2 separate regions of the Homo sapiens genome follow, and region 2 is linked to region 1. The links are chromatin loops, found by intact Hi-C in ENCODE. Cell type or tissue: heart right ventricle. All regions are shown on one strand. Links, peaks and the distances in the headings refer to the core of each region. The heading gives the core; the rest is flanking DNA. Region 1 holds the start of LOC102723730 (a long non-coding RNA gene). Region 2 overlaps MYT1L (myelin transcription factor 1 like).

Evidence for each region. Peaks named below come from ENCODE experiments on the same cell type or tissue, not always from the same donor. Only the 100,000 strongest peaks of a DNase experiment are listed, where the experiment ranks them.
Region 2: a loop joins it to region 1, with 4 times the contacts of the local background. A loop is called at or near these places in 12 of 110 quality-filtered maps.

Annotation. Positions count from the first base shown.
Region 1 is chr2:1,546,068-1,557,751 of GRCh38, reverse strand. It overlaps LALTOP (lung cancer associated lncRNA targeting TOP2A), which reads left to right. Exons shown (of 7, transcript NR_198949.1): 5 at 10,817-11,208. LOC102723730 (a long non-coding RNA gene) reads right to left here and starts at 5,822. Exons shown (of 3, transcript NR_168373.1): 1 at 5,198-5,822; 2 at 4,895-5,014; 3 at 3,197-3,582. RefSeq lists a silencer at 6,833-6,942. In heart right ventricle, for the core only: CTCF peaks have their summits at 6,651 and 6,850 (motif pointing right); a DNase peak (open chromatin) is centred at 6,870; H3K27ac peaks cover 932 bases; H3K27me3 peaks cover 320 bases.
Region 2 is chr2:1,811,930-1,823,613 of GRCh38, reverse strand. All of the region lies in intron 21 of MYT1L (myelin transcription factor 1 like), which reads left to right. It overlaps LOC124905967 (a long non-coding RNA gene), which reads right to left and starts at 69. Exons shown (of 4, transcript XR_007086192.1): 1 at 1-69. RefSeq lists an enhancer at 6,368-7,280. In heart right ventricle, for the core only: CTCF peaks have their summits at 5,695 and 5,910 (motif pointing right); DNase peaks (open chromatin) are centred at 5,963 and 6,973; H3K27ac peaks cover 2,093 bases.

The sequences.
Region 1 (11,684 bases), core at 1,865-9,864:
TCCCACACAGTCAGGGGGAGACCCGGGCCCGTCTGCAGGGTGGAGGTCAGCAGGAGAACATGTCTGCGGTGCATGGAGGGACACGATGGGGGCCAGGTGTGGCAGGGATGGGCACAGCCTCCCCCACCATCTGCCCGGAAGGGTCCCACGGGACTGAGTTCCAACAGGAAGCTCCACTGGCTCTCCAGGGAGAGAGTTTTGAGGCTGCTTATCTTCAGCCTGAATTGATCCGTTTGATGAAGCAAATCCTAAATTGAAGGCCTGGGGCTTCCTTGGCCCCACCCCACCCCCACGCAGGGCAGGGAGGCCCCCACAGCCTGAGTCCTGGCCACTCACTGCAGCTGCCTGGTGCCCCATCCAGGGTCACGTCCTGACCCAGAAGCCTCGTCCAGGCCTCCCCTGAGGAAGAGGCAGGCCGGGTCCTGCTGGCATCTGCCTGTGACTCTCAGCATGGGGACACTGAGGACCTCATCTGGGCTGAGGGTGTCTGTGAGGCTGGATGCCAGCTGTGGAGACAGCAGAGAACTCTGAGCATCCTGCAAGCAGGGGCCTTTGTGATGCCTTGGGCCCCACTGGGGATGGCCTCGCGGGTTACGTAAAGGCAGGCAGTGTTCACTGTGCTCCCTGCCTGCCTGGCCGACCCCACCTCATTCTCACCATTGGAGGCAGGTTATTCCCATTTTACAGGAGAGGAAATTTAGACTTGGACAGACCAGGGCTGAGTCAACCTGCGTTGCTCTGAGTGATGGGTCTGGCTGCCATGGAAACCAGCAGCATGTGAGTCACTGGGACCAGCCAAGGTCACGCTCTGAGCAGGGAGGACTTGGGAACACAATGTCATGGACCGCCTGCACCAGCCGAGAGCTTGATGACATGTTCCTGGGGCAAGAACTCCTCCACCTTGCCCTCTTTCAGATGACACACCAAGTTAGAAGGAAAGAAGGCAACAAGTCATGAAACGAGCTGCAAAATTTCCTTATGTTTTGCTTTTCATACTTAGAAATTAGACAAGCCTGGTAATTCATAGATTTAGTTTAATATATATTTTTTAAGAAGTAAGGTCTCACTCTGTTGTCCACGCTGGAGTGTGGTGGTACAATCATGGATCACTGCAGCTTCAAGCCACTGGGTCCAGGAGATCCCCCGCCTCAGATTCCCAAGTAGCTGGGACCACAGGCGTGTGCCATCGTGCCCGGCCTGGCACATTTTGCATTCCTGTTGGAAGTTAGAGGGAGCCTCCCCTCTGTGTCTCACGTAAGTAGAGACTCCTGTGCCGGTGGCACCTGATGGCTCTGAGAGACAATAGGGAGGTTCTGTTTGCAGACTCAGAGCGGCCTTTTCGTTCCTACCACCCTGAGACCTGTGGGCCAAGGGCTCTTCACCACTTGGACTTCTGAAGTAAGAGGCAGAAACTTCACCAGCAGAGGCTGAGAAATAGGGAATTAATATACAGTTCTTAGTATAGGATGATGTGAGGGGTTTTTGTGTACACAATGGGAGACTTTGTATACAGCTCTCAGTATAGGATGATATGACGGGTTCTTGCATACACAATGGGAGACTTTGTATACAGCTCTCAGTATAGGATGATATGAGGGGTTTTTGTGTACACAATGGGAGACTTTGTATACAGCTCTCAGTATAGGATGATATGACGGGTTCTTGCGTACAGAATGGGAGACTTTGTATACAGCTCTCAGTATAGGATGATATGACGGGTTCTTGCATACACAATAGGAGACTTTGTATACGGCTCTCAGTATAGGATGATGTGACGGGTTTTTGTGTACAGAATGGGAGACTTTGTATATGGCTCTCAGTATAGGATGATGTGACGGGTTTTTGTGTACAGAATGGGAGACTTTGTATACAGCTTTCAGTATAGGATGATATGAGGGGTTTTTGTGTACACAATGGGAGACTTTGTATACAGCTCTCAGTATAGGATGATATGATGGGTTTTTGTGTACAGAATGGGAGACTTTGTATACAGCTCTCAGTATAGGATGATATGACGGGTTTTTGCATACAGAATGGGAGACTTTGTATACAGCTCTCAGTATAGGATGATATGACGGGTTTTTGTGTACAGAATGGGGGACTTTGTATACAGCTCTCAGTATAGGATGATATGAGGGGTTTTTGTGTACACAATGGGAGACTTTGTATACAGCTCTCAGTATAGGATGATATGACGGGTTTTTGTGTACAGAATGGGGGACTTTGTATACAGCTCTCAGTATAGGATGATATGACGGGTTTTTGCGTACAGAATGGGAGACTTTGTATACAGCTCTCAGTATAGGATGATATGAGGGGTTTTTGTGTACACAATGGGAGACTTCGTATACAGCTCTCAGTATAGGATGATGTGTGAGGGGTTCTTGCGTACAGAATGGGAGACTTTGTATACGGCTCTCAGTATAGGATGATATGACAGGTTCTTGTGTACAGAATGGGAGACTTTGTTGGGTGACGCTGTCCATGGGCAGCTCTTTCCTGGAGTGCTGGCCCCTTCCCTCGCTGCAAAGAGAACGGAGTCCCCCTCGTCTCAGCTGCAATGTTCGGTTTAATTTCATGCTCTCAGGGCTGAGGAGAAATCCTTGTGGGTTTGAAACCTTCCTGTGAAATCGCTGCAAAATGTGGTTATTGTTCCGACCTCCTGCTTCTGCCTGGAGTGACTTCTAAACCCAAATCTTCACACAGACATCATACATGCACACCCATAGAACACACACATTCACCACACACCACACACACGCATCACACATACATATATATGCATACACATACAATGCGGCTTCTGCGAGGAAGAAGTGATGATATCCAGAAAGCCACCTGGCATGACCCCAGCTCCATGCCCAGGGCTCAGGGGAGGGTGTAAAACTTCAGCAAGCGTTGTTTGTGCAACCCCCAAACTTACCCCTCTTATTTCTATGTCTCTCATCACAGCTTATTCTGAGGCAAAGAGAGAGATACTCTCAGTGACTTACATTTTAGTGAGAATTTTAACACTAAGATTTTAAGCAAGACTTTCCACTGCCCTCTTCTAATATAGCAAGTCTTTTGTAATGCGGCTTGACCATGTAATGGGGAATTTATAGCTCATGTAACTTCCCTTTCCATATAGTTTAAAAATCAACATAATGCTGTAAGTAAGTGTAAGATAAAGGAAAAATAACATGAAAGTAATTTATAATCTATAACATGCACTTTAATATGACAATGATCACTGACAACTGCCTAGAAGGTTGGTTAAAGTTGCCTGATGCCTGCTAATGAAGATAAAAAAGAAGTAAAACAATTGTCAGTGGAACAGTCTCAATGCTTTTTACTTCCAGTTCCCATTGTGAATGCATGACTAAGACGTCCTGAGCAGGGTTTTGGAAGGTGTAGTGATCTTTGTGCAACGTGGAGAACCTTGGTATAAAGTCCCTGTGAAATGAAATAATTCAGATGTGAAGCTGTTGTAAGTTGAGATCATTTTGCACCTTGAGAGGAATGTGGCCGTGTGGCTTGAGTCACAAGGTGTGAAGCTGCAACTTCTTTGATTCTGGGTCAAATCTCTTCCTCATTCTTGTCCTGTAAATGATTAGAAAGGACTGACTGGTACCATAGATGAGGCCCCTCAAGACGATTACTCCTCCTTGTGGAAAGTTAAAGCGAGTTTCCTTGGAATGCAGCAAGCTGTGAGCAATCCAGTGAAATAGATTTAACCTGTGACCTCCTTGAAACAGGCTGTAGCCCTGTCATACTTCTGTCTCTGCTTATAAAATGAAACTTTAACTTCTCACTTTAAAAGCAGAGCCCATTCATCTAGAGTCTGTGTTTCCAAGGTGATGACCCTCAAGCTTTGCACTCAAATAAACTCTATACTGAATCATCTTTTCCAAATTTCATTATTGACGATTGGCATTTTGCTAACCACAAAGGGATGTGAAGTGGGCCTCCAGTGATCCCCATTACATCACCAACAGCCAGAGCCTTGCTGTCAGCACACATGGCTTGGGTTCACCGGACCTCGCTGGAGTCAACACGGACCTCTGGGAAGGATCTTCTCGGGTCCGAACCTCCCAGCTTGTTGAAGTTCTGACTTTTATTTGAGCCACACAAATTCCTAACTCGATAGGGCTGGAAGACCTACTGCAAGCTTGGAGTTTTGTTTGTTATTCTTCTGGGATTCTGCTGACCCCAGATTCAAGACTTTGATTTTTTTTTGAAGTTAAGGTTCTGTTTTGAATTATTCATTAGAGTTTCTAGAACCTTTTGTCCCATTTGAAATTTTGGTCAGGAAGAAAACAGTTTCTCTTTGAAAAGAGAAATTGAAGCTATGTGGATTGAGCAAAATTTGTAATGTTTGAAACTGGCCAGATTCTGAAGGCCAATTCAATAAGCAAATGTAAACTTCCTTCTCAAGTGACCAGAATTATAAAAGGTCCTCTAGGAGGACGAGGTAAGGCCCAGAAGGGAAGGACAGTGTACCTCCTAACTGAAAAAGGCCCTGAATGATAGCCACGTGTCATGTTAATAAACAATGAAGATGCTTTTATGAGAAAGGCTGCATTACAGGCTCGTATAGCCTTAGACAGACTCACTGCAGCCCCAGAGGGAACCTGCACCATCACAAAGACTGAACGTCATGTCCCTAACCCAGATGAATCAGATAATGTCCCTAAATTAATTACCGATATGAAAACCCAATAACAAAACTTTCAGATCCAAAACCTCTCCACACAGTTGGTTAAGCAGCTGGTTTAGGTCTTGGGGAACTTGGCAGAAGCAGCTGTTAATCAATCGTTGGTTGGGTTCTGGCCTGTTTTGTCTTCCCTGCTCTGGCATTGGTGTGCAATGGAGTCAGTTCACAACTGAAGATACTAAAATAATCGTCACTCACAGAATCCCATTAACGGACAATGCAGCTGTGTAGCCTGACCAAGGTCACCACGTCACTTCCTTCATGTGGCTCCAGGTTCGGCCTATGCCCCGTCAGTTCTGTACAGCTTGGCACATGGCCCTAGACATGGGAGACAACGTCCTAGGAGTGAACCTTCCTAAGTATCTGGGGCTAAGCCCCTAAACATACAGAGATTCCCAAACCATCTGCATTCAGCTACTAAGCTTTCTTCAAAAGGATCATGTTGATGTTGAAAAGGGGAGATGTGAAATTAATCCAAACTGAAAGCTGTTGGAACCGTACCTGATTTTGAGCCTTGAGAGGAACGTGGCTGTGGGGCCTGCGTCGCATGGTGTGAAGCTGCACCTTCTGCTTCTTTATTCTGGGTCAAATCTCTTCCTCATTCTTGTCCTGTAATGATTAGGAAAGACTGAATGGTACCAGAGGTGAGACCGCCTCAAGACCATTACCCTTCCTTATGGGATGTTAAAACAAGCTTCCTTAGTGTAGCGAGCTGTGACCAATCAAGTCAAATCGCTATAACCTATGTCTTGATCTTGTTGGAAAATGCTGCAACCTGTTAAACCTCTGCCTCTGACTATGTAAATGAGACTTTAACTTTCCATTTTGAGAGTCTGTGTTTCCTATGTGACTATCCTCCAACTTCGTGTTCAAATAAACTCCACACTTCATCATATTTTTGGATTCTAAGTATTTAAGCTTGAAAATTGCAAAGACACATTATCATGTTTATGCGCTGTCAGCATTCTATGGAAGTTTAGTGCAATTAAAATCGGGAAAAGGGTCAGGTGCAGTGGCTCACACCTGTAATCCCAGCACATTGGGAGGCCGAGGTGGGCAGATCACCTGAGGCCAGGAGTTAGAGACCAGCTTGGCCAACATGGTGAAACCTCATCTTACTAAAAATACAAAAATTAGCTGGTATGGTGACAGACACCTGTAATCCCAGCTACTAGGGAGGCTGAGGCAGGAGAATAGCTTGAACCTGGGAGGCAGAGGTTGCAGTGAGCCGAGATCGTGCCACTGTACTCCAGTCTGGGCGACAGAGTGAGACTCCATCTCAAAAAGAAAAAAAAATTGAAAAGACTTTTTTGTTTCAGTGTACATTACAACCACTCAAATTAGTTATGGGTATACTTTTCTTGCCTTTTTTTCACAGTTTCTGCAGGAGGTGGGCTGCCTTGTGCTGGTCAGGATGTCAAGCACCTTTGGGACTCTGCCCATTAAACCACAGGGGATTTCCTCATTATTGCGACAATTCCATCCCCAGAAATATCCCACGTGCCTGAGGTGGCGGCCATCTCTTCGTAGGGAGACTGTCGGAGCTTCCTTTTAAACAGACTCTGCCCTGTCTCTGTGAAGACGTTCAGGTGCTGAGCACACGGAGGGCGGTGGGTGGGGGGACATGAGACTGTAGGCAGCTCTCTAGAGCCCCTTTCACACGTGGGTCGTCACCCACCGACTTTCGGATCTCTGGGAGTGGGAACTGCACAGGCTGGGATGTTGTTTGGGGTCATTGCACCGAGAAGTGTTCCATGTGCAATGTGGTTAGAATCTTGTCACCCTAGGAATGGAAGGTCTTCAAGACCATGGTATCCAACCCCTCCATCATGCAGATAGGGGACCTCAGGCCCTCAGGGCGATAAGAAGGAATCAGGCTTTCGAAGGTTAAGGAAGTGTCAAGTGCAAAACTCGGTCTCTGGAGCCCTGAGGTGGAGCCTCACCCTCACCCTGGCCCCGGCGTCCTCAGCCTGTGGGCGCCCAACTGCTCTGACGCAGCAACTGGCACGACCACCAGCCCCAGGGAGCAGCAGCGAGTTTCCAGGGTTAGGAATCACCCGGGAGACAGTAATTCAGACTCCCAGGCTCCACAGAAACCTGCAGGGACCTCGGGGAAAGGGAGCTTCGTCCTAAGGCTCCGCTTTGGGGAGAGGCTGGGCGGCCACTAGGTGGCGCTGCGGAGCCGCGTCTTCGGCCGCAGGTGCCCGCGCTTGGGAGCGGGAAGCCAGGCTGGGTCATGCCGGTGCTGTCACTGCAGGAGGCAGAGACCCCACATCCCGCAAAGACGGAGGGGCTGGATTCCACCAGCAGCTGAGCCCATCTCTCCGCCCTTAAAAATCAAACCACATCTTAGGACAATATCAGGCTTGCGAACGAAGCGTCCAGGGGTGGCCCACGTGGGAAGGAGGGTGAGGCCGTGGGCCCCCTCGGTCCAACCTCACAGCCTCTCTGCTCTCCCCACTTTCGAGGCAGATTTCTGGGAATTTGGGAGTTCAGAGGGAGGAGAAATAAGTCGTTTGTCAGCAGCCTGCTCCCTGATCTCCAAGGTCCCTAGAAGGACAGGCGCTCCTCACACGGCCAAGCCTGGCCCGGTCCAGGTCTCTCCATCCAGCAGCCCTGCGCTCTGTCTCTCCCTGTACACTTTCCTCCCTGCCTCCCTCCCTCCATTTCTCCCTTCCTTCCTTCCCTCCCCGCACAGGATCTGCCATTCCTTAGCTGTGAAATGCGGGCACAGGGCCTGTGATTGATTGCACTCTGGGTGACAGCAGTAGCAGTACCCTCAGGCAGGTCAGTTGACTCAACAGAACCAGGTCAAAGTCCCCCAGCCCACGGGTCCAGCTCAGTCAGCCTCTGCTGGTCTACAGGAGCCCAGCCCTGGAGCAGGGACACCTTTGCACCAACAGTGCTGCATGAGATGGGCTGGGGTGAGCCCCCAAAGCCAGGGCCTGATGGAGGCCTGCAGACCCAGCAGGAGAAGCCCTGCTGTCAGCTGCAGAAGAGAAGAGGCAGGTGTCTGGAGAGGGGGCGGGCGGTGTCCTATGGCAGGTGGAACTTGTCCCTATTTACGTGGCTGGGGTGGGGCCACAGCACAAAATGGATGTCCTGAAAAATTCGAACCAATCTGGAAAATGTGCATCCACCTCTGCACTATGCCTGTTCTGCACCATATGCCTGTTCTCTGCCTCCCTCTGGGCCAAGGCTTACCTGCCCTGCAGCCTCAGGAATGTCAGTCTGGTTTCCGAGAGAGGGACCTAGAAGCCACTGAGTAACTGTGACTGGAGGGACCTAGAAGCCACTGAGTAACTGTTACTGGCAGGCACTGTACTCATCTTTCTCCTTGGATTATCTCATGAAACTTCTCAATGGGAGCCATCAAAGCTTGGCCCCTCTGCTTTTCTCCTTGGGGTGGTCACTTTTATGCTCTCCCTGGAGCGCCTGTTAAGTATGAATCACTGCTCTAGGAAAAGAGCTGCCAGGCAGAAGGGCAGACTTGCACAGCCACTGGCTGCAGCTGCTCCGGGATCCAGTTACTTACCAGGACTGAGGACTGGAGGTACTCTGCAGACAGGTGCTGGCCCCGGGGACTGGGCTCAGCCTGGGATGAAACTCGCTCCTGTAGAGACCAAGGGTGGGTGAGGGCAGGAGGGAGGGGTGTGGGGCCAGTCCATCCCGGAGACAGTTTCCTTCTCCTTACCCATTGCAAGGCTCGTGGTGGACACCCCTGCACCCAAAGTCACACTGACAGGAGGGCATGGCACATGTGTTTAGCCAAAGCCTTCCGCCACACATGAGGACCCAAGGCCCCGGGAAACGGAATTCTTCTGCTAAGCCTGAGGAAGGAAGCAGGAACCAGGGGGTTCTGGGAGTGGACAGAAAGGCGTGCCCTGGAGCTGGTGAGCCGGGAGCCTGGCCAGGCCCCTTGGCAGAATCCTTCCTGGGTCTGTGCTGGGATCGTCCCCTGGGTGCCCAGCAGGACACAGACACTCAACCTTCCGGGAGAAGCGGGGAGGCAGAGAGCTACCCTCCCAGGTTTTACGGCTTGCTTTCAGGGAGAAGAGCCCTAGTTTCCATTATGGCCTTTGTAGTGGGAAGAAGGGTGAAGGCCAGAGAGGACTTCTTGCTTCTGTTGACTTCCAGATCTCCCTCAGCTCAAAGCAGGCCATTCACCAAGGTGCTGCATTTGGGGTACTGCGTTTTGAACCCCGATGGGGGAGGTAGAAAATGCATCTGAAATTGCCTGCAAAAATGGCAGTCATGAAAAGTGCATTACATTTTTTTTTAATGGTAAAGCAAAGAGGCTCTGACCACTGTTTCATTCTTTAAAGATTTTTCTTTAAAGATTCCCAAGAGGCGAGTTCCCTCGGTTTATTTTAAACAAGCTATTTAATGCTGTCTTATGATTTCATTGAGTTTTTATGTACATAAGTTAAACACTGACTAAAAATATTTATCCTTAAATAGTCTGTCACTGACCAATGAAGTGTCATTTTTTTGTTGGTAGAGTTTTTTTTTTTTTTTTTTTTTTTTAGATGGAGTCTCACTCTGTCACCCACGCTGGAGTGCAGTGGTGCGATCTCCACCTACTGGGTTCGTGCCATTCTCCTGCCTTAGCCTCCTGAGTAGCTGAGACTACAGGTGCCCGCCAGCACGCCCGGCTAATTTTTTTTATATTTTTTTAGTAGAGACGGGGTTTCACCGTGTTAGCCAAGATGGTCTCGGTCTCCTGACCCGTGATCCGCCCGCCTCGGCCTCCCAAAGTGCTGGGATTACAGGCGTGAGCCACCGCGCCCGGTAGTTCTTAAGGGTTGATTCCCCTTCACTGATCGGGTGAAAGAAAGCCCTTCCATACTCCTAAACAGGAGTGGTGGTGTGATGTCTGTGTGTGCAGGTGTGGTATGTGGTGTGTCTGTGTGGTGTGTGTGCAGGTGTGGTGTGTGTGTGGTAGGAAGTGTGAGTGATTTTTGACTGTGGGGACGTGTATGTGGTGTGTGTGTATGGTGGGTGGTGTGAGTGGTTTTGGGGGTGTGTGTGTGTGTGGTGGGTGGTGTGAGTGATGTTTAGCTGTGTGTGTGTGTGTGTGTGGTGGGTGGTGTGAGTGATTTTTGGGTGTGTGTGTGTGGTGGGTGGTGTGAGTGATTTTTGGGTGTGTGTGTGCGGTGGGTGGTGTGAGTGATTTGTGGCTGTGTGTGTGTGTGGTGGGTGGTGTGAGGGGTTTTGGGTGTGTGTGCAGTGTGTGTTTCTGTCTTTCTTTGTGTAATGCTTATCGATATACTCACATGACGTACTTATTTCACTGATCACAGGATTTCAGTTTTTGAGAGGTGTCTCTTCTTGACAGTAAATATTGATTATTTAAATTGTGCAAATGCAGAGTTAGTTAGGATTTGAGGTTTTATTCCAGAAAGTTCATGGCGATGTGGAAGGCTGGAAACTGATTGCCTGAAAGATATCCGAGTCCCTGGAACCTGTGAACGAGACCTTACGTGGAGAAAGAAAAAGGATCTTTAGAGGGAAAAGATTAAGGGTCTGGAGAACAGGAGAGCTGCCTGGACCACCTGGGGGAGCCTGAGTGCCACAACCCAGGCCCATTCCAAAGGGAAGTGGAGGGGTTTTCCACAGACAGAGGGAAAGGAGACGTGGAGGCAGCGGAATTGGAATGGGGCAGCCCCGGTCAGGTTTGCCTGGAGCCCCCAGAACCTGGAAGAGACAAGGAAGGGCCCCGAAGAGCCTCCAGAGGGAGCGCGGCCCCACAGACACCTCCACCTGGGAGTGCTGGACTCTGCCACGGGGACAGTGTCCATTCCCTGTGTGGGGCCACCCTGTGTGTGGGAGTCCATGACGCAACCCCGGGAAACCAACACAGGCAGAGACGGAAACCTGCAGGGTCTGAACCCCAAACCCAAGACCTACTTGTCTCTCCCAGCCCCAGGTCAAGTGCTCCCTCCCCGCTCCACCAGGGGTCGTGCTCCCACTTTCCCCAGGCCTGGAGCTGCCCCCAACCCCAAGAACAGTGCTCCCTCCTTGACTCCCAGGGATAGTGCTCCCCCTAACCCTAGGGATAGTGTTCCTCCACGACCCCCAGTCCGGTGCCCTAACTGCAGATTGCATTCTTGGTTGCAGGAAGTCATGAGCGAAGAGACCGTGAGCCTCTCCCAAACCCCGCATGTGCTGACATCTCCACGTGTGCTGTGTCCTGGGTAGGCTTTCTTCATAGACCGTGCTTCCGTCTGTCTGGAGTTTCCGCTTCATCCATCTGTCCACAGGGAGGACGCACACCCCTGAGTCCGAGGCCACACCACGCATTCTGTAGAAACTCTCACTGCCCAGGGAGCACACTTTATTAGGAAAGCTCCAGGTTCACAGAGGCTCTGGGCTCTCTCTGGGCCCGACGCCCTTCACTGTTTGAACTCAGCAGCTGCCTGCAGGTGCGGAGGACATGCACCTTCCAGCCTTTGTCCTTTCCTGGCCTTCTCGTCAATCTTACCGTCTGTCGGCCCTAAGTGGATGCTCGGGTAAGTAAGTCCGTAAGCAATGAGCAGTTCCTGTCCTTAGCATGTCTGGGGTCTGTGGCTTTTGCGAAGGCATCTGCAAAGCTATTGCTGACATGGATGTCATGAGGTTCTCTCCCTTATTCCAGAGCTCAGTAAGCCCACAGGGCACAAGGCTCTTGACATTCACAGCTGAGTGAGAAAGTGGTGATGTTTAACTATAAGCATGAAAAACCCAAAAAGTACAATAATAAGGTTTCCATGTGCAACGCATGTATCCAGCGCCCTGGAACGAAACAGACACGTGTGCTCTTTGAGCGGAAGGAAGATGCAGGTCAGGAAAAATGGTGATTCTGCTGTTTCCCAAGTCACCCAGCAGGTGGGGGTGTCTGCTCATGGAAACCCGCATTTGCTAGGATACAATTTCCCTCTTTCTTTTTCACGAAGGAAAGGTCAATTCACTCAGAAATTACATCCTTAGTGAGATACCTATGACTTGT
Region 2 (11,684 bases), core at 1,425-9,424, 270 kb before region 1:
GCAGCCAGCTGAGGGTCTTCCTGCAGGCACCCAGCCTCGTCACTGCTTCTCCCAGGAGCCTGACCCAAGCCCCGCCTGCAGCCTTCGCTTCCGTCCTGGGGGAGCTGCTCAGAGGCTGCCCTCCAGCGTCAACCACACCCACTCCAGCCCACTGCCTGCTCCCTCCTCCAGGACCCCGGAGCCGAAGCCCTGAGCCAGATAGGGTGGACCTGAGTGCCCCAAGTGGAGAGAAGGCTACAACTACAGCTGCCACAGCTATATCTATGACAATGAAGGTTGCAGCCACAACCACAGCAACAACAGCCTCACAGCCACAGCTCTGACAACAGCAGCAACAGCCCTCACTACCACAACCACCACGACTATAACAGCCAGCACCACCAGCTGGGTGCCCCTGCTGGGTCTGCCTGGGGAGGCCAAGCTGCCACAGGGCTGTGCAGCAGGACAGGTGTCTCCTCATTGAGGATCTTTTCCTCCCACGTGTCGATGCCATTTGAGGAGCTTAGGGCAAAAGCTCACATTTGCAGAAGAGTTATGGTTCACATGTTAAAAAGAAAACGAGGTGCAATAAGGTCCCTTTCACAGGTGTAGGGGCCAGGCCATCAACATATCCCTTCAGGAGACACAGCCAAGCCACAGCAGTGATAACGTTAACAACCGAGGCTCCTGAGAGGCAAGCAAAAGGAGAAACAAAACTAAACATTTCCCTTCTGCTAGGATTACACTCAGTCCTCAGCAGCAAGCAGCTGCTCCTGAGAAAGAGAAACCCTCCAGGAGAGGAGGGTTTCACTGTGGACACAGCAGCCCTGGTGAGGCAGTGGCTCCTTCACAGGAGAGGAGGGTTTCACCGTGGACACAGCAGCAGCCATGAGGCGGTGGCTTCTGACTGCCAGGGACCCAGATATCCGGGTCCTGCACCTCAGCCCCTGACACTCGGAGACCACCTCAGGGTGAGTTTGCTACCACAACAGCCATCCTGTCCCTGGAGGAAGGAAGGGGACCCTCTCGAAGGACACAGGCTGTAGGCCACACTTCTGCCTCCACCCTCAGATCCATGTGGTCCCAGGGCCAGCCCTCGCCATCCTGTGGCAGCCAAGTGCCTGCTGAGCACGCAGGAGCATCCCTGGGGAAGAGGGGCTGACAGTGGACACACCCTGCGCTCTCCAGGAAACAGACCCAACCCACACAAAGATGGCAGACACCTTGCAGAAAGGTGCACGTGTGTTCCTCAATACTGGGTTTATTAGGCATCTCTATTGGGAATCCTAGCCAAGCTCTGCAGACTGAAATCACATATATCTCCACTAAATCTTAAAACACTACTAAAATGACCCACTCTCCTCTTATAAACCCACAAATATAATGCAACTAAATAACTAAATAAGGAAGGGAAGTGCAGACCATCCCATCCACAAAGCACTGGGAGCCGCCCAGCCCAAGCACACATGGCTCAGGCCTCAGCTCCCTGCAGAGGAGCTGTTGGGGAGGGAGAGGATGGGGGTGGAGAGAAAGAGTGAAGAAAGAACCCAGAAAAAGAGGAGTGAAGAGCATGCAGAACCTCCATAGAAAAGAGGCTGGGACCTAGAGTGGGGATTCAGAGTTGGTCGGAAAACAGAGGAGTAGTTGAATTGTCTAAGAGGGGTTCGACTCCCGGATGCCCTGCCACAGGCCTCCTTCTCCCCGGCAGAAGGATAAGCTAGAACAGAAGCTCTGGAGCTAGTGCTAGGAAGAGCTGGAAACAGGATGAGCCGTTGTACTGAAGATGGGAACGTCAAGTGAGATGGACAGGCCCCAAGGCCTTGGTCCCGTGTGGCTCCGGGAATCCAGCGGCTCCTCCTGCTCCTCTGCCTTCTCCACTCCCCGCCACTCCAGACAGAGCAGGGGCCTCTTCTCTAGAACCAACAGATTCAAGATAAAGGGCCTCCAGGCACCAATGTCTGGGATGTATGCGTGAACAGCCAAGGACTCCGGCCACTGAAGGCAAGCAGTAAACAACATGGCAGAAACCAAGCAAACAAACCAGCCTTACCAGGGGGCAAAAGAAGCTCAGAGGAAGCAGAAACATTTCTGGAAAGAGGAGCAATCTTTTTAAAAACCTATAATTTGTCATCAGACAGAAAAGAACAGAAAGAACATTAAAATATATTGTATTCATAACCCAAGAAACATTCAGAGAACACGAATATCTATTTTAAAAAATAAATAAAAAGTTTACTTTGAAAGTTAAAATGTAAAATTGAGGTAATGTCCCATAAATTATAAAGAGATGAGAAAAGAAGATAAAAGATTTTGTTAAAAAAAAATAAAGAATTCAGGAGAGTTAGTAATCAACTAATAGGAGTTTCTGAAGAAGTAGCGAGAGTAGAGCAAATGGAAGAAAGAAAATTCCCAAAGAAAGAAAACAAGGAAAATCCCCATGGCAGAGATCTTGAGTTTTCAGATATAAAGGCCTCGTTGAGTAGCCACGCAATCATGAAATGGTTCTATGTCGTCCGGGGCTCTACCTGAGAAGCAGGACCAGTAGGATTTATATATGGACGGGTTCATCACAAGGAACTGGCTGACACCATCTGGGACCGGCTCCACAAGTCCAAAATCTGTAGGGCAGACAGGCAGCCTAGAAACTCTTGTTCAGGAGAAGTTCCATTCCACAGGGAGAATTTCTTCTTCCTCGGGGAAACCTTAGTTATATTCTTAAGGTCTTTTGACTGCTTGAGTCCGGCCCACTGAGAGTATTGAGAATAATCTCCTTACTTAAAGTCAGCTAGGCCAAGTGTGGTGGCTCACACCTGTAATCCCAGTATTTAGGGAGGAGGACGCAGGAGGATCACTTGAGCCCAAGAGTTTAAGACCAACCTGGGCAACATGGCAAGACATCATCTCTACAAAAAATTTAAAAATTAACCAGGCATGGTGGTACATGGCTGTGGTCATAGCTATTTGGGAGGCTGAGGAGTGAGAATTGCTTGAGCCCAAGAGTTGGAGGCTGCAGTGAGTATGATCATGCCACTGAACTCCAGCCTAGGTAACAACAGCAAAACCCTGTCTCAACAACAACAACAACAACAACAAAAAGCCAACTGATGGTAGATGTTAGTCACTCTACAAAATACCTTCGCAGCAACACTTAGATAAGTATTTGATTAAACAACTGGATGCTGTGTCCTCTCCATGTTGACATATAAAACTGTCATAGCCAACCACACAGAGGTTCATCATCATGAAATTTTGAGAACCTGGAGTGGGGATACAGAGAAAGAGAGGGACAAACAGAGACAAAGTGAGAGACAAAAGAAAAGGAAGCTAAGAGATGTACTCAACAGCAATGCTGGAAACAAGAATCAAATAGAACAATGCCTTCAAAACTCTTAGGAAAATGATTGCACACTCAGTATTCTATACTCAACCAAACTATCAATTTGGAATGCAAAAGCAGCAAGCCCCATCCAATGGGTGACCAAGCCCCAGCCCTTCTTACTCCTCTTGAGTGGGTGCTCTCTTCTGAACCCATTGCTGCCTCAGGCTGTACTCCCTCATTCCTCCCCCAGGCCCCTCTGCCAGCTTCCTCGCTGGCCCCCCCCCACTGCCCTCTGCCCTCTGCAAGCATCCTCCAGGCTGCTGCCAGTGAGCTCTCTACCAAGCAAACTCTACTGTGTGGTTGCCAGGATTACATGCTTCCAATCCTTTGTCATTGCCTAGAAGCTAAATCCATTCTCCTCTGTAAGGCACTTGAGATCTTCCCTAATAAGCTCTTACCCATCCCTCCAGCTCCCTGCCTCTCTGCCCCTTGGTTGCACCCAGACCTAAATTCAAAGCTGAAGACATGCTGCTCAGGCTTCTTTGGCCCTTCCACTGCTCCTTGTCCTCTTCAAACAAATGTCTGTCTTTAAATACCCATGCGGACTCCACCTCCCTCTGTAATGCTGCAGAGCATCACATCATCGGACCATGTGCATCCCTGTAGGGCATGTGTATTCACAGGGGCCTCTGCCCGAACTGCACTGGCAGGGCCCGAGTGTAGCATCTGTCACTCACGGGTGCATGGAGAGAGGCTGCAGGAGGAGGAGTGGAGGGTGAGGCTGGTGCTGGATGGCCTGGGTATAAACTCAGCCCTGCCTTTTCTGACTGTATGGTCTGGGGCAAGTTAGCTGTTCTGCGTCTCGATTCTCTCCTCTGTAAAATGGGATGGTCATAGATTGTTTGAGCAGTGGGCCAAGTCTGAAGAGCATGCCAGCATGTGATAAGTAAAGCATTTACAGCAGCTCACCACTGCTGTTAGCATTGTCATGACCCTCCTGTTAGGACTGTGCTTGAGGACAGGAGGTAAGTGTTGCTGATGAGTGAATAGAGATAGGACGTTTGATGACCTATGGAAGTGGCTCTTCAAAACGTCTCTTCTCAGGCCTTCTTCTCCTAACAGTGTTTTGATTGTCACTGCCGAATAGCAGTGGCTCCAGAATCCATCCCTTGGGCAGGAGGCAGGTGGACTCCCTGGGCTGCAGGAATGAGCTGTGTGGGTAGCTGCCATCCCTCAGGCTTTGAGAGGGACCTTTGTTTCCTGAGGCAGGTGGACATGCACCCCAGTGGGAGGGACCTGGTCTGGGAGCTGGGAGCTGGGGGCCATCTGGGTGGTCACACGGCCACCCACAGCTGCACTTTCTGCACCACCTGCCTGTGTGGCTGTGGCCGAGGCGTCCACCTGCCACAGAGGTCACTGTTCTAGAAACGCTTCCCTCTCTCCATGGTTTGAGAGCACCCTGTTTGGCACAGAATATTTTTAGGGGAAAAACCTCCAAATTCTGGATCTTGGCTTGAGAAGGGACCACGATGCCATTGCTTCCCACTGAGATGGAAGCAGATCTGATACACAGTCAGAGGCAGAAATGTCACGTGGCTCCAAGAACACCCTCCTGCCCTTCCTCACATATGCTGGGGCCAGAGTCCGGGAAGCGAACCACAGGAGAGCTGCTCTCGTGGCGACCGGGGCAAATGCAGGACAGGCTGTGGCTGCTGCACCAAATCCCTGTTTGCTTATTGAGGAGATGCTCCGTCATCATGAGTCAATCAGTGACAAGAATAGGATTAAAATACACAGTAACAGTGTACACCTGGAGTGTATTGTGTCTCATATAAATTACATATTATATAGTTAGAGTATTAAAATAGTAGCAGTGGAATAGGGAATAGTAAAATAAATAAAATGTTATTAGAGTGAAACTCACTGTGAAGGAAACTGTTTGCCCCTGGCTGTGTGGAGCTGATGTTCAGAGGATACTGAATCGCAGACAGCACCTGGCTGGGCTCTTCCCACCCGCAGCTCTTTGTCGTGAGTTCTCATCCTAGCACCTTCCAGCTGCAACAAAGCTTCTACACACACTCCCACCTCCTCTCAAATTACTTATTTTTCTTCCCAATCTGTGTGTCTTGTTAACCATATCCCCCTTCGAAAGTTTCACTTATTTAGTTATTTCCAACTGTAATGTTCTCCAGGAAAAGGCCCTTCTAGCTGATGTCCTGATAAAAAATGTCAGGGCCTCCCGGAGCTCGGTTTGAAGCCCTTCTAAAGCTTTCGCTGGAACCTTCATCTGGAATCCCTGGTGCTGACGCCTGGTGCCAGACGTCTGGGGCCTGGGGCAAGCGGGTGGAGCAGCCGCCTAACTACTTGCTGCCCGGAACCTCCCCGCACTGAAACTTGGTGACTTCCAAACCTACACTCAGCAGCACTTGACTTTAATTGGAGAAGCGTTTCTGTAACAGGCCGCTGGGTCTCAGGTTCAGAACTAACGTGTGAGTAAAATAGTAAGCACCCTCTTTATAATTTACACCCGGGACCAGCCGTGGGCTGACCTCCTTGGCTGAGCCAGGTGTGTGGACTTTCCCGAGAGCCCGGGACCAGCACCGCCCCCAGGCCACCGCTAGATGGCACTGTCACCGCACCAGGGCCGCCACCACCCCCCAGGGCCGCGCTGGGCCTGCTCCCAGGGTTCTCTTCCAAATTGGACCTGAGCTGGCAGTGCAGTCACCGGATTGGAATTGGCAGCACCGACACAGCCGCGTTTGGACAGAATGCATCATTCTTCAGGCCCGTCTTTGTTTCCTAATTTAGTTTCCCAAACTCTTGCTGAAGGCTCCTGCTCCTTAAATAACACCATTATTTGTCATTCCCAGCAGGCAGTTTTATTAACTGAGAGTGAAGAGAAGCAGCGTGAGACTGTGGGCAAAGCCGGTGCTGAACCGCAGTGTGGGTCCAGGAATGTGGACTCTGCAGTTTCCGGCCGTGTGGCGCCCCTATCCCCCCACCCATGGGGGACTTGCCTCCCTGCACCGGTGGCCTCTGCTTCCTGGAGCCGTCGGTCCTCTGGGTGGTTCTCTCCCATGCACTTAATTAACCGCACATAACTTAGTTCTGTTCCTTTATTTTCAAGGTAGGAGAAGCCAGGATGGGGAGATCCCTAATAGATATGACTAAATACACTTAATAAGGAACTTTGTAATCAAGTCATGAGAAAATGGGCCTTTTTGACATAAGAGTGGACAAGTACCCCAGTGCCCACCTCCCAGCAGGAGCCACCTTCTGACCACACTGCATGATTTCAGGAGCTGAGGCACCCATGGGGAGCTGAGGACAAGGTGGCCGTGTGCAGCCCCTCTGGAGCACGGCGTCTGCAGGGACCCCTGGGTGCTGCCGACAACAGGGGTCCACCCTGGGACGGAACCAACTGGCAGGACCCCGGGGTCCTCTCGTCTACCTCTCACCCTACAATGCAGGCCCCAGGCCCCCAGCCGGGCAGTGAGGCCCTGTGCATACACTGGGGCATAGGAACGGGACAGGGCCACCCCCTGGGGGGCCACAGCTGTCACTGTGCGCTCACTCAGTGGCCTTGAAAGAAGCGCCTGAAGCGAGAGAACATGGGTGACGGGGTTTCCCTGAAGTCAAGTCAAAGCAGCCAACGTGCACCATGTCCATCCTCATTTTATGCGCCTTCGTCTTGGCGTAGCCTCAGCAGCTGCTTTTGGCTGTGGCTTTTAAGCTGTGAAAGTATTTGCTGGGAATGTCCTTGGCTCCTCACGCAGCACCTCCTCCCCGTTAGGCTGGTTTCTCTGCTGGATCTAAAACAGGAGGGAGGAAGCATCGTGAGTGGCGTGGGGGGGCTTGAGCGGCTCCTCCCTCTCTCCTCTGGGGGTGCCCACCGGGGCCCAAAGCTTCTGGGAACCCGGCGGAGAGCTCTGCTCCTGAGCCAGGAATTGCCAGGCACCACACAACTGCTATCCGCGGGGCCTGTCCGGTTTCCCCAAGTGCTTCTGCTTCATTCGCTAATCCATACAGCGTAGCTCAGAATGATCGCTTGCCTTGGGTCCCCAAACACTACCTGAGCTGGAAAGTGCTTGTGTGATGTGTTAGTAATGGATAATACAAAATTTTTAACATGGGACTTTAAGCCATCAAAATTTCTGTTTTATTTCTTAACAACAACAACAAAAAGGCTGAATGTGGTGGTTCATACCTGTAATCCTAGCACTTTGGGAGGCTGAGGCAGGAGGGTCGCTTGAGATCAGGAGTTCGAGACCAGCCTGGGCAACATGGTGAGACCTAGTTTCTATTAAAATATTTTTAAAAGAAAAAAAAGAGATAACTGTGCCATGGGGCGTTCCATTGGTGATGAAGCGTGCTGATGCACAGGGAGCCACGGAGTTTCTCGGGGCGGTGCCGTGTGCCTCTCACCTGGATGCCTGGAGCCACTCCCCAGTCTAAGGGTTTGAATGCAGGAAAAGCCATCTATGGCTAAGAAGAGACAAAAAATAATTCTAAACTAGAAAAGATAAACTACAGGACAAAGGAGAGATGGGCCAGGCAGCCCTGGGACACTGGCCTGACCGACTGTCTGGTGCGGAGAGGCCGGGAGTTCTGGGGGCAGGGCATGGGGAAGGGGTGGCTGTTAGGATTCCATGGAGGTGTACCCAGGGGGGTGCTCCCCCACACTCTTCCCTCCTCAGAATCAGAGTGGGAAAGCAGCTCGGCCTCTCGGCCCCTCTTGCTTCCTGACAACTGAGAGGCAGGACACTGTCCTTCCTATTTTATTCACGCAACAGACATCCCTCTAGGGCCCGTGGTTTCCCAGGCAGGAACCGTGATTCTGAGTGGAGAGGGTGGAAAGGACACGGGGATGACCCTGCTGGGGTAGAGCTGACAGCATCATGAGGCAAGAGCCACTGAAGAAGCAAATGCACCCCCTCATGACGAGTGGGAGCAGGGAGGGACCCCAGCGACAGAGAGGATGGGGAAGGGGCCTGTTGATGCTGCTCAGCGAAGGTGGCAGAGACATCCGCACCAACACAGCCAGGCTCTGGGAGCTGCGTCACCAAGCCCAGCCGCAGAGGGGCCTCACCTCGGGCTCTCAACCATGTGCCCCAGAGAGCCAGGCCTGTGGCGGCCGGAGCTCACTGAGCTGATTCCACAGGACGGAACCTCACCTGTTCTCCCAGGCCTGGCTATCCTGACATCTGCCTTTCATGGTTCTGGTTTAATATCCTTTCTCTATATTCAACCTTCAAAATATCCCTATGAGGTGGGAAATTTTGTTTGCTTTTAAATTCCCATTTTACAAATGAAACACCCGAGCTTAGAAAGGTCACTAGAATAAGTCAGCAGCAGAAGCAGGACTTAGCAGAGAAAGTCTGACTTCCAAGCCTGTACTTCACTTCTCCCTGGAGCTCCTAGGTTGTAGGTAACAAGAATCCCCAAGAAGCAAGCCTGGAGCAGAGCCAGGGAAACGAGGTTCCACTCTCCACCCCACCACTAAGGAGCTGTTCGTTCATGGGTGAATGCTCTCCGCCAGGCCTGCACCTACCATTCTGCAAGCATTTAGTGCACTGTGGGAAAAAGAAAGTGAGACCTGCCCTAAAGAACTTAACTGAGCAGATCTTTAAAAATTCTGCGGCAAGACCCATAAAAGAGAAAGAGGCTGGGGAGCTCCGCACCCCCAGTGAGGTGGAGGCTGGGGGCAGTTTCTGCAAAAGCCGAATCCTAAAGGAAAAATCACTGACATGATGTCAGTCTGTTTCCATTTTCTATGCTGTGCATTTTTACTAAACATGTCCCATCTGCAAAGGCTCCTGGACACCGGGATACACATAGCAATGTGGTGGGCATTCCGAGGAACCACCCTCAGACCAGCAGAAGAGGAAAAGATAACCAAGGATGGGAACCGCCCATGTCCACGTCCCGGGAGGCTGCGCTCCAGGGCGCAGGGGATTCGAGGAAGGCAGCGCTGTGGTGGGCCAGAGCCTGGGCCTGGAGGGCCTCCTGGTGCAGGCCGGGCCCTGCTTTGTGGACAAAACAGTAAAGAGTTGGGAGGTCAGTTGGATGGGGACAGGGCGGGACAGCAAACTCAAGTGGGAGTGCCAGGGGCGTTCACCTAGCGGCAGAGAAGATCGCTGGCCTGGGGAATTCGTGAGTGGACAGCGGGAGGCAGCACGTGTGAGAAGAGCCCGTCGCAAAGGCCATCTAGGACAGCGGCCCCCAACCTTTTGGCACAAGGGACCGGTTTCATGGAAGCTAATTTTTCTTTCTTTTTTTTTTTTTTTTGGGGACGGAGTCTCGCTCTGTCGCCCAGGCTGGAGTGCAGTGGCGCGATCTCGGCTCACTGCAAGCTCCGCCTCCCGGGTTCGCGCCATTCTCCTGCCTCAGCCTCCCGAGTAGCTGGGACTACAGGCGCCCGCTACCACGCCCGGCTAATTTTTTGTATTTCTAGTACAGACGGGGTTTCACCGTGTTAGCCAGGATGGTCTCGATCTCCTGACCGCGTGATCCGCCCGCCTCGGCCTCCCAAAGTGCTGGGATTACAGGCGTGAGCCACCGCGCCCGGCCGGAAGCTAATTTTTCTACAGAAAAGGGGTGGGATGGTTTCTGGATGAAACCGTTCCACCTGGGATCACCAGGATTAACTTCTAAGGAGCCCGCAGCCCGGACCCCCTCGCAGGCGCAGTTCTCAGTAGCGTTTGCGCTCCTGGGAGAATCGAATCCCGCCGCTGACGTGTCGGGAGGCGGAGCTCAGGTGAGAATGCTCGCCCGCCCACTGCCCACCTCCACCTGTACGGCCCGGTTCCTCACAGGCCACGGCCGGGAGTTTGGGGACCCCTGCTCTAGGAAATATTCCAGCATCGGCAGCTGCTCTCAGAGAAGCTGCTGGAAGCTCTCCTGGGGGAGTGGGGGCAATCACAGCTGTGCCCCTGGGGCCATTTCTCAGCTGTGGGATGGAACGGATGGGACCCAGGCTGAGGCCCAGGGGCCTCGCTGAGGGAGAAAGAAGCACAGACCTGGACTGAAGTGATGAAGAGAAGGGAGGGGGTTCAGGCGCAAACAGCAGAGGCTGCTCGCTGGGAGGACGGCAAGGAGGAGGAGGCGTGCCTTTGTGGCCCTCCCTCTCTCCCCCCCACCTGCAGCTCCTGGCCCCTCAATGCCATTCGCAAACACAGGGAAAGTCGAAAGGGCTGCGGAGGTTCAGACGGCGGAAGGCCAGAGAGGTTCAGCGGGGGAAAGATGGGAGCTGCTCCCTGCATTTGTGAGGATCATACTGAGCCGGGCTGGGCCACACGCACCGTGGACCGACCAGGCGTCACCCTTGTCCTACAGTCACAGTCTTAGGACCTCTGCAGGAGGCCCTCACCCCAGCCCTCCTCTCATCTTAACCCAGGGCGGCAGCTGCATTCAAGAGTCTTTTTTTTTTTTTTTTTTTTTGAGACGGAGTCCTGCTCTGTCACCCAGGCTGGAGTGCAGCAGTGCGATCTCGGCTCACTGCAACCTCTGCCTCCCGGGTTCAAGAGATTCTCCTGCCTCAGCCTCCCAAGTAGCTGGGATTATAGGCACCTGCCACCACGCCCAGCTAATTTTTGTATTTTTAGTAGAGACAGGGTTTCACCATGTTGGCCAGGCTGGTCTGGAACTCCTGACCTCATGATCTGTCCGCCTCGGCCTCACAAAGTGCTAGGATTACAGGCATGAACCACCGCGCCCGGCTAAGAGTCTTCTCTTAACTTGGAAGTCCTGCAAAATCCTGCCGCAGGCCTCTTTGAGGGCTCAGTCTGCACCTTCCAGAGCCTGGGTGCACTCACACTCACCCTGGGCCTCCACTCACTGAGCCATCACAAAGTGCATTCAGACATTTTATGCTTTCAGAAGTCGTCACTGGGCACCTATTCCATCTCCAGCACTCTCCCATCATGGGGATACAGAGCAGTGAACAAAAAAGTGCATTTTAATCCTTGCCCTCAAGAATACACATTCTTTTCATTAAACTTCACAAACACAGTCAATTCAATATTTTATTCTCATTTCATAAGTGAGCAAACAGGACTGCCTAAGTCTTTCCTAGCCAGTTCCACGTCTTATGTGCGTTAGAGCATCAGGGGGTGCGGTGTGAGGTCCAGTGGGCCTCCTGGTCTCACAAAGGACTTGCCAGATGTAGTCACCTGACTGCAGAGTCTACCTGGATGCGGGGGCCAAAGCGCAGACACACCTGCAGGAAGATGTGTGTGACAGCCACAGTGTGTCCAGTGGCAGGAAGGGGAAAAGTGGCGTTAACATCCAAGCATCCTATTTTAGGAGAGCCTTAACAGATCTTTTGAGAACTTCTTATTTTACAAATGAAAATATCCAGCTCGCCTTCAGAAGCAGATTTACGGAT